2 separate regions of the Homo sapiens genome follow, and region 2 is linked to region 1. A link is an interaction called in ENCODE POLR2A ChIA-PET data of the cell type or tissue named here. Cell type or tissue: OCI-LY7. All regions are shown on one strand. Links, peaks and the distances in the headings refer to the core of each region. The heading gives the core; the rest is flanking DNA. Region 1 overlaps PSMA8 (proteasome 20S subunit alpha 8). Region 2 overlaps TAF4B (TATA-box binding protein associated factor 4b).

Region 1 (6,359 bases), core at 327-5,326:
GGTGGATATGATGGGTCTTCTTAATAATAGCTAAGAAACCCTGAACTTGGGGAATCTACCACTTTTGTAATAGGCAGTGAACAAGCTTCTTCTTTTTCTGCAGAAAGACGTGACCTTATTCCTCAGGGTTGTTGGCCACTAATACAGTCCTGAGGAATAGCCCCATCAAGAGTGGTCAAGGCCATGCGTTCTTGGCACACCCAGAAAGAATGTGCACTCTAATTGTGAACAGTGTGATTCTGTTAAAATTTAAGTCAGATCAGGTCACCTCTCTGTTCAAAATCCCCTCTTGCCTCCCAAGTAAGTCAGAGTAAAAACCAAAGCCCTTACAGTGGTCTAACCTTATCTGGCCCCCACCTCAACTCTCCAACCCGAAGCTTATTAACTCCTCCGTTGCTTTCCTACTCAGCCACACTGGCCTCTTTACTGTTCTTCAGAGGCCAGATGTGTACTTTCCTCAGGGCTTTTAACTTTTGTTCTTCCTTATTGTTTCCTCTGCCCAGAGCTTGCATGATATCTGCATGGCTACCATCCTCACCCTCTGAGTGAAGCCCCTCCTAACTGGCCTTTCTAGCACTGTAGCCCATTCTCAATGCTCTTTATTTCCTATCCTGGCTTTACTTCTCTCATAACAACTAATGTACTGTTTATTTTACATATTTCCTTGTTTACCTTGTTTATTATCTATCTCTCCCCCACTAAGCTTTAAGGTCTATGAGTGCAGGGATTTTTGTCTACTTTTTTTTTTTTTTGAGATGGAGTTTTGCTCTTGTTGCCCGGGCTGGAGTGCAATGGCACGATCTGGGCTCACTGCAACCTCCACCCCCCAGGTTCAAGCGATTCTCCTGCCTCAGCCTCCCAAGTAGCTGGGATTACAGGCATGTGCCACCACGCCTGGCTAATTTTGTATTTTTAGTAGAGATGGGGTTTCTTCATGTTGGTCAGGCTGGTCTCAAACTCCTGACCTCAGGTGATCCACCTGCCTCGGCCTCCCAAAGTGCTGGGATTACAAGTGTGAGCCATCACGCCCGGCCTTTTGTCTACTTTTTATACTGTTGACACACTAGTGCTTAGAATTGAACCTTATATACAAGGTGGTCATACGTTATTTAACAAATAAATGAATACTAGATAATAACATAATGCTGTCTACTTGATTCTCAGCTAGAAATATTCTCTCCCTTTGAACTTTTGAAGCATTAGTAATTCTTACAGCTTTTTAAAATTGTTTCATTTCTTCTGTTGACAATTTAGTAAGGGAAGTTTGTGTTTTAAGCATTCAAGTTTCATTTTACAGCAAACACTAATCCTATATTTTAGAGTGAAAACGTAATATTTATAGCATTCGGATCATGAAATGATGCTTCTAAATGCCTACTTTGACTATAATCGTATTTTACTGATTTTTCAAAATAATATTTTATAGACATTTAGTGGCAGGAATTGAATATGTTCTTGCTTATTAGTTCTAAGATATTGGTATTTAAGTGTGTATCTAAGAAGTTGTACACATTTTTTAAAATATTCTTCCTTTCACTTACAATATAGCTTGTAGATTTGTAGGAATGCCAGTCTGGCCATTAGCACTCAAATTTTATATTCAAAACTTTGTTTCAGTTTACTGTGTATTTCTTGAAAAGCTTGCATTTTTAAAGTTTTTAAATAAAATTAGCTCATAAAGAACATTGATGAAAACTGGCATCTAATATGCTGTGCATTGAAGTGGTTACTTAATTTAAAAGCTATTCTATACTATTTTAAGGAGACCCACCTGCATAGACTTAAGCCCCACCCTGATTAATGATGTTAATGATTAAGGGGCATGTTTTGCTCTTGTCAGTATGGGCCATAATGTTTCAAAATGGTAAGAATGTTAACTACGTCGTATACTTCTGAGCAATGTTTCTCAAAATGCATTTCTTTTCATGTTAACAGGTATTAGGTAAACAAGCTCTCTAGCTAAGTAATTTTGTTAGCTATTTAAAGAAATTTAGTAAGTTTTGTTACCAAAGTACATCTGGATCTGCTAAAAAGCATTTAAATCTTCTAGAAGCAGGTAAAATAGTAGTCCCCAAGATTACTTGAACGTAGAGCCCTTTGATCATAAATCCTTTCTCTACTCTGATGTTTTGTGGGATTCACTTTGGAAAATGCTGCCATAAAAACTAAGAACCTCAGGGCTGAAAAGACTTTAAAAGCTGTTTAATATAATCCTCCAATTTATTGTTTCTGACAACACTTGACCAGTTTTGCCTTCTGTTGTTTATACTTCAAAATAATGGAAATTGTGATTTATTTATTGTGAGTAGAGTTTTTTGCTCATTTCCACATCTCTTTTTCTTAGTGTGGGAGAGCTCATTGAAGATTTACTCTGGAAGTTAGCAAGCCTTCAGATGAGAAAAGCTGCTTTGCACTTGTTAGCAGAGACCTTGTCCTTCCTTAGGGTCACATAGCCTCATGGGAAGATTATTATTTTATAAGATATTAGGAAGTGCCATTGGTATCAGCATTTGTTGAAGGGAAGGGATCAGGATGGGGCAGAGGGAGACATTGGGCTGCATTGTAGTCGCAATAAAGGCTTCAGTTGACACCATGGAGTGCTCTGGATCTGTAGTGGCTCATCAGAGCTGTTCTAACTTGGGGTGAAGGGACTGCACATTGATACTCTTCGTCACTGAGTCAGTGTAGGCTGGCCCTGGAAGAGCACATGACCTTACCTGAGGGAGCTCTTGTTAACCAGGGAACCTTCCCAAGGGAGTTAAGAGCTGAGGGCTGTCTGCCATTACCACTTCCAGTAGCCACAGGAATAAGGTTTTTGTTTCTGGAGGTGTATGGGGCAGTATGTCACAGGATGCACTTCCGAGGTCTGTCAAGTGAGATTGTTTTTATCTCCTAACAACAAAGACCTGATGATGCTTAACACTTAAGATTGATTTTTCTCACATAATGAAAAGTCTGAAAGTAGGCAGATGCTGGTATTTGTCTCTTTTAGTCTTAGTCTTTTTCCATGCTCTCAAGATAGCTGCTAGACCTCTAGCCAATATGTCTGCATTCTAGGCAGTAAAGGTTCCTAGGAGCTTCACCCAGTGACTTCCACCTGTGTATACCTATTTGTAAGAGAAGCTAGGAAGTGACATTTTTCAGTAGTCACATTGCCTAGAGTTCTGTCACAAAGGAAGAATGGATATTAGGGTTGTCAGCTAATAGTCTTTGCTGCAGAAAATCATCATTAATCTGAGGAGGCAGGTAGGAAAAGCATTGCAAAACTACCAGTCATTATTGAAGTGGACTGGGGTGGGTGATGGGGCAAGGGAGGGTGGGGATCTGAGTGTGGCAAGAACAGGATAGATTTTAGAAAACAAGTCAGGTGGGTAAGAGTTAAAGATTTTGACATTAAGAATTGGAAGAAGTGGATAGGAAAGTCACCAGAAATGTGCAGGGTGACTTTAAAGGCCCAGTGAAGTTTTTGGATAAACCACTACCTGAAGCCACTAACTATGTACTTCCTCTCTGGGTAGCAACTAGTTACCAAAAAACAAACAAACAAACCTAGTAGCAAATAGATTTCAAAGTCATGCCAGGCTGAAGGCTTTACCTTTGATCTTGGTGAAATTTCAAGGCCACAAAATTTAATTTAGAAGTTTCAACAGCTACTTATATTAATCCTCTGAAATATAATGGCATAGAAAAATTATATAAAGTAAAAATAATCTTTTGCTAACCAGAATAGTATATTGTTATATAATGTAATATAAATGGTGTGTTTTCATGTTTATGTCCTAAAATCTCCTTTGAGATCTCTTTCCCATAATCATAATACTAAACAGTTGGCCAGGCACAGTGGCTCACACCTGTAATCTCAGCACTTTGGGAGGCTGAGGCAGGCAGATCACCTGAAGTCGGGAGTTTGAGACCAGCCTGGCCAACAGGGTGAAACCCCATCTCTACTAAAAATAAAAATATTAGCTGGGCATGGTGGCAGACACCTATAATCCCAGCTACTCGGGAGGCTGAGGCAGGAGAATTGCCTGAGCCCAGGAGGCAGAGGTTGCAGTGAAACGAAATCACGCCATTGCACTCCAGCCTGGGCGACAGAGTGAGACAGTCTCAAAAAAGAAAATAATAATAATAATAATACTAAACAGTTATAACTGAGACATTCCCCCATTTAATGCCAGTGAAAGGATAGACCTTTGTGTTTGTTCTTTTTACTCTGTAATCATCCTAGGAAAGGGGCATGTGGCAGCATAGTGTATCAAGTTAAAAGCTTGGCTTGTTGATTCAGACCACGGTTTCAAAGCTTAGCTCTTCTGCTTACTCTCTGCATGATCTTGGCCAAGATTACTTGAGTCAGTAATTCACCAACAGCTGATTTTGTCCCACCTAAAAGACATTTGACAATGTCTTTGACAAGAGATATGTTTGGTTGTCACAACTGGGGTGGGAGTTGCTGCTGGCATTTAGTTTGTGGAGGCAGCTAAAAATCCCACAATACACAGGACAGCCCTCACAACAGAGGATTAGCTGGCCCAAAATGTGAACAGTGATGATATTGAGAAAGCCTATTTTAACCTTTCCAAACCTCCATTTCTACATCCAAGAATTGGGGTTAGTAACAGTACCTATTTAATCATTTTTGTGATGGTTAGATGAGATAATCCATGTAAAATGCCTAACCTAGTGCCTGACACATAAGTGTTCTGTTAATATAAAATTTAAAATCTTATTACCATCAGGAGTACTAATCTGGATATTTAGGCTGAATTAAAAGAATATGCTGCCTTCTACCCATAGCCATGCAGCCAGGAAAATCCATTTGCATTTTTCCTTCATCTGATGAAAATGTGTAAAGAACAAAGAAAAGAGGAAAGGAATAGAAGCCCTTCTTGCTTAAGAGTCAAAGATGATAACAAATCAATTAGGTTACCACTATACTTATTCTAAAATCTACAAAAATAGTGCTCAGCCCAACTTAGGTAAATAGCTTTCTTCATGTTGATGTCATTTTTTTCCCCTCTCTTTGCTTTCTTCTTTTTGTGCCATATTGTAAAGTTATAGCTCCTTGCCTCTCCACATCTTTTCAAGTTTCAGCTTTTTAAAATCTTTTCTGAGCCAGTCACAGTGGCTCATGCCTGTAATCTCAGCACTTTGGGAGGCCAAGCTGGGAGGATCACATGAGTCCAGGAGTTCGAGACCCACCTGGGCAACATAGCAAGACCCTATCTCTAAAAAAAATTCTTTTTTAAATTAGCCAAGTGTGGTGCCACGTACCAATAGTCCCAGCTACTTGGGAGTCTGAGGTAGGAAGATACCTTGAGCCCAGAAGGCCAAGGCTACAGTGAGCAGTGATCATACCACTGCACTCCAGCCTGGGCCACAAAGTGAGACCCTGTTTCAAAAGAATATATAAATAAAATAATTTCTGGTTATCAAGGATTTGGGAGACATTATATTAATAGAAAGTGTTAGCCAGGACAAAGCATTGGTATATTTAAAAGAAAAAGTTGGCCAGATGTTGTGGCTCACGCCTGTAATCCCAACACTTTGAGAGGCTGAGACAGGAGGCTCACTTGAGGCCAGGAGTTTGAGAACAGCCTGGGCAACATAGCAAGACTACCAAAAAAATAATCAGCTGAGTGTGGTGATGCATACCTGTAGTCCCAGCTACTCAGGAGGTTCAGGTGGGAAAATCACTTAAGCCCAGAAGATCAAAGCTGCAGTGAGCTATAATTGTGCCACTACTGCACTCCAGCCTGGGCAACAGAGTGAGATCCCATCTCTAAAACAAACAAAAAAAGGAAAATAAAAACCATGCCACCATTACAGACTATTCTGATAGTAACCAAATGAGCTACTGAAATGTTTGCTATGTTTTCAAATCTGTAATTTTCATTTGGTAATTTTATTAAGGTATACTGGAGTAAACTCCAAACCTCTAAACTTTACTTAGTAACCATAAATTCATTCCTACTGCAATGATATTAATAAATTAACTTTTATTTTTCAAGGCAAATGCAATAGGCCGAAGTGCTAAAACTGTTCGAGAATTTCTAGAAAAGAATTACACAGAAGATGCCATAGCAAGTGACAGTGAAGCTATCAAGTTAGCAATAAAAGCTTTGCTAGAAGTAAGTGATCTAATAAAGCATATTCAGGAAATCATGAATTTTTTTTCCTCATCCATTTTTGTTTATTAAACACAAAATTTGCTGAAATAATTCTAATAGTGTACTTGTTCTACATTAGGTTGTCCAGTCTGGTGGAAAAAACATTGAACTTGCTATAATAAGAAGAAATCAACCTTTGAAGGTAAGTCATTAACCAAAGAGGAAAAAGTATCTGTAGTATAAAGTATTTTG
Region 2 (6,359 bases), core at 693-5,692, 84 kb after region 1:
ATTACGATGTTTAAATTCCTTCTGCAGTTTACTGATATGGTTGCTCTTTATCTTGTTCCCAGATAGAGTCACTTTCTTTGGTTTCAATGTAGTCTTTAGACTGGGTCCAGCCCTTGCATCTACCACATGATTCCAGTTTTTTTTTTGATCCTGCTGGCAACTTCTTCCATCTTTTCACAAGCAGGACACAGGCATTGCAGATGTCTCCTGAAGGAGTCTCATGCAATCCAGAACAGCTGTGGAAGTCCTTTTCATAGCGTTTACTGTCAGTGAATCGAGAACTAGAGGACTTAGCTCTGCAAATACAGCAGCCCTCTATACTTCGGTACATCTTTGGCGTGTGAAAACCAAACATCTTTTCTTCTGGGCAAAAGTCTTCCAAAAGCAGCCGTTCCACGCGCAATAACGTCCCCGAGGTGCAGAGTGCACGCCAGGCCAGTCCCCCTCAAGCACTCCCTACTCCAGTTTTGTTGATTTTTCTCAGTTGTTTTTCTATTCTCTATTTGCCCCTGCTCTTAATCTTTATTATTTCTTTTCTTCTGCTTGCTTTAGTTTTCATTTTGCTCTTCTTTTTCCAGTGTCTTAAGGTAAAAGGTTGTTAGTGATTTGAGATATTTCTTCCTTTTTAAGACAGGCATTTATAGCTGTACATTTTTCTCTGAATATTGCTTTAGTTGCATCACATAGATTTTGGTATGCTGTATCTTCATTTTCATTCATCTCAAAAGTATTTTCTAGTTTCCTTTATGATTTCTTCATTGACCCATTGGTTACTTAGAAGTGTGTTTATTATGCACATATTTGGGAGTTACCCCACTTTTTTTTTTTTTTCTGTCACTGTTTTCTAATTTCATTCCATTGTAGGTGGAGACCATACATTGTATTAGGTTGGTGCAAAAGTAATTGTGTTTTTTTTGCCATTACTTTCAATGGCGAAAACCGTGATTACTTTTGCACCAACCTAATATAATTTCAATTTTTGAAAGTTTATTGAGGTTTGTTTTGTGTCCTAGTATATGGTCTGTCTTGGAGAATGTTTCGCATACACTTAAGAATGCTATTGTTGTTAGGTGAAGTACTCCATAGATCTGAGTTAGGTTTAGTTGGTTTATAGTTTTTTCAAGTGGTTGATTTCCTTGCTGCTTTTCTGTTTAGTTCTATTCTTCATTGAAAGTGGGGTATTGCAGTGTCCGAGCAATTGTTGAATTATTTTTCCTTTTATCACTTTTTGCTTCATGTATTTTAGGCTCTGTGTGTGAGGTATATGTGCTTAAAATGTTACATCGTGTTGATCTGTTAGCCCCATCATTACAAAATGCCCTTCTTTATCTCTTGTTTAAAGTCTATTTTGATATTAGTATGGCCACTACAGCTTTCTTGTGGTTCTGTTTGTATGATGTCTTTTATTTTCAACTCTTTTATATCTTTGAGTCTAATGTATATCTCTTGTAAGGAGCATATAGTTGAATTTTGTTTTTTATCCAACCTAGCACTTTCTCCCTTTTGACTGGATTATTTTGTACATTCACATTTGCATTTAATGTTGTTATATATATATAGTTGGACTTAGCCTGCCATTTACTTTTGTTTCCTATATGTTTCTTTTACTTTTTCCTCTATACTTTTCCTGCTTTCTTTTGTATTAAGCAAATATTTTCTAGGGTAACACTTATCCTTTGTAATTTTTTCAACATGTTTTTGAGTGTTTTTCTTAGAGGTTGCTTTAGGGCTTACAATATGAACCTCATTGGAATCTCCTTCATGTGTATATTAACTTATTTCAGTGAGACAGAGAAGCCCTTTCTTTCATATAGTTCATTTCTGGCTTTCCTCTGCGTGCGTGTGTGTGTGTGTGTGTGTGTGTGTGTGTGTGTGTGTGTGTGTAATTATTGCTTTATACCTTGCATCTAGTTATATTACAAACCCAACAATTATTATGTTACATAATTTTATGTCTTTTAAAGAAGCTGAGGCTGGGTGTGGTGGCTCATGCCTGTAATCCCAGCACTTTGGGAGGCCGAGGCAGGCAGATCACGAGGTCAGGAGACTGAGACCATCCTGGCCAACATGGTGAAACACCGTCTCTACTAAAAATACAAAAATTAGCTGGGCGTGGTGGCATGTGCCTGTAATCCCAGCTACTCAGGAGGCTGAGGCAGGAGAATTGCTTGAACCAAGGAGTCGGAGGTTGCAGTGAGCTGAGATCGCACCACTGCACTCAAGCCTGGTGACAGAGCGAGACTCCATCTCAAAAAAAAAAAAAAGCTGAGGGAAGAAGAGAGCAAGGACATGTTTATGTCATTTGTTATATTACCTTATTTGTCTTTTCTGGATTTTCTTCATTTGTTCCTTTGCTTCTGAGCTACCATCTGAAGTACCTTTAGTACAATACAGCTTTGCTTCCACCCATTTCCTCTGTGCTTCTATTTGTAAAAATTTTACATTCCTGTATGTTAAATTTCCAAAGACGTAATTCTATATATATTGTTCTATACAATAGTTTTTAAAAACCAGTTATGAAAGAAGAAGTAATAATACATTTATACTGCCAAATTACATAATTACCAGTGCTCTTTGTTTTTTCCACGTGAATTTGAATTACTGCCTTGGTCACTTGTTTTCAGCCTGAAGAACTTCATTTAGTGTTTTTTGTATGGAGTATCTGCTACTAATGAATCTTCTCAGTTTAAATTAAAAAAAAATTTTTTTTAGAGACAAGGTCTTGCTCTGTTGGCTGTGCTGGAGTGCTGTGGTGTGATTATAGCTCACTGCAACCTTGAATTCTTGGGCTTGAGTGATCCACCTCAACCTCTCCAGTAGCTGGGATTACAGGTGTGCGCCACCACACTGGGCTACTTTTAATTTTTTTTTTTTTTTTTAGAGATGGGGTCTTGCTTTGTTGTCCAGTCTGGTCTCAAACTCTTGGACTTAAGCAGTCCTCCTGCTTCAGCCTTCCAAAGTGCTGGGATTACAAGTCACTGTGCCAGCCTGTTTTTAAATTTTAAATGTCTTTGCCTTCCTTTTTTCTTTGTTTTTGAACATTTTTACTACCATGTGTCTTGGCGTGGGGATCTCTTTGCGTTTAGCTTACTTGGGGTTTCTTGAGCTACTTTGATGTCTGGATTATTTTCCTCCAAATTTGGGAAGCTTTCAGCTGTTATTTCTTTGATTTTTTTTTTTTTCTGTTCCTTTCTCTCTCCCCTCTCTTTCTGGTACTAACATTATGCCTATGTTGGTGTCTTTAATGGTGTTCCATGTTTTCTGAGAATCTGTTTATTTTTCTTCTTTTTTTTTTATTATACTTTAAGTTCTAGGGTACATGTACACAACATGCAGGTTTGTTACATATGTATACATGTGCCATGTTGGTGTGCTGCACCCATTAACTCATCATTTACATTAGGTATATCTCCTAATGCATCCCTCCCCCCTCCTCCCACCCCGCGACAGGCCCCAGTGTGTGATGTTCCCCACCCTGTGTCCAAGTGTTCTCATTGTTCAATTCCCACCTATGAGTGAGAACATGTGGTGTTTGGTTTTTTGTCCTTACAATAGTTTGCTGAGAATGATGGTTTCCAGCTTCATCCATGTCCCTACAAAGGACATGAGCTCATCCTTTTTTATGGCTGCATAGTATTCCATAGTGTATATGTGCCACATTTTCTTAATCCAGTCTATCATTGATGGACATTTGGGTTGGTTCCAAGTCTTTGCTATTGTGAATAGTGCCGCAGTAAACACACATGTGCGTGTGTCTTTATAGCAGCATGATTTATAATCCTTTGGGTATATACCCAGTAATGGGATGGCTGGGTCAAATGGTATTTCTAGTTCTAGATCCTTGAGGAATTGCCACACTGTCTTCCACAATGGTTGAATTAGTTTACATTCCCACCAACAGTGTAAAAGTGTGCCTATTTCTCCACATCCTCTCCAGCACCTGTTGTTTCCTGACTTTTTAATGATTGCCATTCTAACTGGTGTGAGATGGTATCTCATTGTGGTTTCGATTTGCATTTGTCTGATGGCCAGTGATGATGAGCATTTTTTCATGTGTCTTTTGGCTGCATAAATGTCTTCTTTTGAGAAGTGTCTGTTCATATCCTTCACCCACTTTTTGATGGGGTTTGTTTTTTTCTTGTAAATTTGTTTGAGTTCTCTGTAGATTCTGGATATTAGCCCTTTGTCAGATGGGTAGATTGCAAAAATTTTCTCCCATTCTGTAGGTTGCCTGTTCACTCTGATGGTAGTTTCTTTTGCTGTGCAGAAGCTCTTTAGTTTAATAAGATCCCATTTGTCAATTTTGTCTTTTGTTGCCATTGCTTTTGGTGTTTTAGACATGAAGTCCTTGCCCATGCCTATGTCCTGAATGGTATTGCCTAGGTTTTCTTCTAGGGTTTTTCTGGTTTTAGGTCTGACATTTAAGTCTTTAATCCATCTTAAATTAAGTTTTGTATAAGGTATAAGGAAGGGATCCAGTTTCAGCTTTCTACATATGGCTAGCCAGTTTTCCCAGCACCATTTGTTAAATAGGGGCTCCTTTCCCCATTTCTTGTTTTTGTCAGGTTTGTCAGAGATCAGATGGTTGTAGATGTGTGGTACTATTTCTGAGGGCTCTGTTCTGTTCCATTGGTCTATATTTTTCATCATTCTTTTTGTTCTTTGGATTACATAATTTCTACAGATTTATCTCCAAGTTTGCTGATCTTTCTTTTGCCAGTTTAGGTTTACTTTTGAATCTCTTGTGAATTTGTTACTGTAATGACAGAAGTTCCGTTTTTTAAAAATAATATCTATCTCTAGTGATATTCTAGATGTATCACACCTTTCTTCTTTAAGTATGGTTCCTTTTATTCCTTTGAACATACTTATAATTGTTACTCTGACATTTATTAAATCTGACATCTAATCTGTCTCACAGGTGGTTTCTGTTGCCTGCTTTTCCCTCTGTGTTTATGTCACACTTTTCTGTTTCTTTACATGTCATAGCTTGTTGTTAACTATAGTGTAGCAACTCTTAATACTGGTCCCCACTCCTTGGGTGTGTTACTGTTTTTTGATTTTTAAAAAAGGTCTGGCTAGACTGTTTTAGTGAGGTCTCCTTTTGCTACAATAAGCAGCTGCTGATGTTACTTTTTAGAGGGCACATCCTTGAACATGAGCACTGTCATTTTTTTTTTTTTTTTTTTTTTTTTTTGAGACGGAGTCTCGCTCTGTCGCCCAGGCTGGAGTGCAGTGGCGGGATCTCGGCTCACTGCCGGGATCTCGGCTCACTGCAAGCTCCGCCTCCCGGGTTCACGCCATTCTCCTGCCTCAGCCTCCCAAGTAGCTGGGACTACAGGCGCCCGCCACTACGCCCGGCTAATTTTTTGTATTTTTAGTAGAGACGGGGTTTCACCGTTTTAGCCGGGATGGTCTCGATCTCCTGACCTTGTGATCCGCCCGCCTCGGCCTCCCAAAGTGCTGGGATTACAGGCGTGAGCCACTGCGCCCGGCCAGCACTGTCATCTTTAGCAGGACTCTGTCTCTGCCTCATCTCTCTGTTAAGCTGTCTGCTTATGCTGGTATCACAGCTGGCTGTTAGGATCCACTCATTGCCAGCTGATTGCCCTATTGTTTTCAACAATGCCCTAGAGCCTAACTTGTTCCACAGTCTGATCCAATTAAATTTGGGCTCCTTTACAGAGATAATTTTTTAGGCCAGTGTTTGAGGTTTGTTCTGACCCAAGGAGGACCCTTCTTAGTTGTCTCTTTGGTTTTCTTTGGTAAACTAGTAGACTTATGGTTTAGCTTGTATCTCTCATGAAGCTACCAGCCTCGTCTTAATTGCTACTTTGTATTTGAGGGTGCCTTTAGCCTTGAACTTCTCCACTCTGTTTAACGTAAAGACATTTCATTTAGGGAGATATTGGGAGCAGAGGTCGGGACTGTGGCTTTCTTCTCTCTGAGTGATATCCCTGCTCTAGGAACAAGGTACTGGGTGTGGGCAGTACTCAGGTCTTTTCTGCTCACCTCTCCCAACATGGAACACCTCCAGCCTGTGAAAGAGCTGGGGTGAGACACTTGAGGTCCAAGTGTTCCCAGTGTGCTCTCCTTGAAGTACAGATTTCCTTTTATGAATGGGAATGGGTGAAAGAAGGGAGACTTGAACCCTAAGATGCACCTGTCTCAAGTTTATCCTCTTCAATATGTAGCTGGGATGGGGGGTGAGGATTGGGGGTAGATGAGAAATGCAAGTGACTTCCTCCTCCCGGGAAGATACCATAGCCTTAGATTGGGAGGTTAGGAGAGAGGGAGCCCTGTCTTCTTGGCCACACTCCCTGGAATGGAATTTCTGTCATGTTGAGCTGAGAAGGGAA

Evidence for each region. Peaks named below come from ENCODE experiments on the same cell type or tissue, not always from the same donor. Only the 100,000 strongest peaks of a DNase experiment are listed, where the experiment ranks them.
Region 2: POLR2A ChIA-PET joins it to region 1 with 6 read pairs; 3 of 35 experiments call an interaction of 5 or more read pairs at or near these places.

What each region holds. Positions count from the first base shown.
Region 1 is chr18:26,172,822-26,179,180 of GRCh38, forward strand. PSMA8 (proteasome 20S subunit alpha 8) reads left to right here. Exons shown (of 7, transcript NM_001025096.2): 5 at 6,009-6,128; 6 at 6,247-6,309. Among named protein-coding and RNA genes, the nearest start is that of PSMA8, 42 kb to the left of the region's middle. In OCI-LY7, for the core only: no CTCF peak of the experiment used is centred there; a DNase peak (open chromatin) is centred at 2,379; H3K4me3 peaks cover 913 bases; H3K27ac peaks cover 3,142 bases.
Region 2 is chr18:26,256,003-26,262,361 of GRCh38, forward strand. The region is part of intron 1 of TAF4B (TATA-box binding protein associated factor 4b); the gene reads left to right. It also overlaps the pseudogene SINHCAFP1. Among named protein-coding and RNA genes, the nearest start is that of TAF4B, 33 kb to the left of the region's middle. RefSeq lists an enhancer at 5,277-5,777. In OCI-LY7, for the core only: no CTCF peak of the experiment used is centred there; no DNase peak of the experiment used is centred there; H3K27ac peaks cover 178 bases.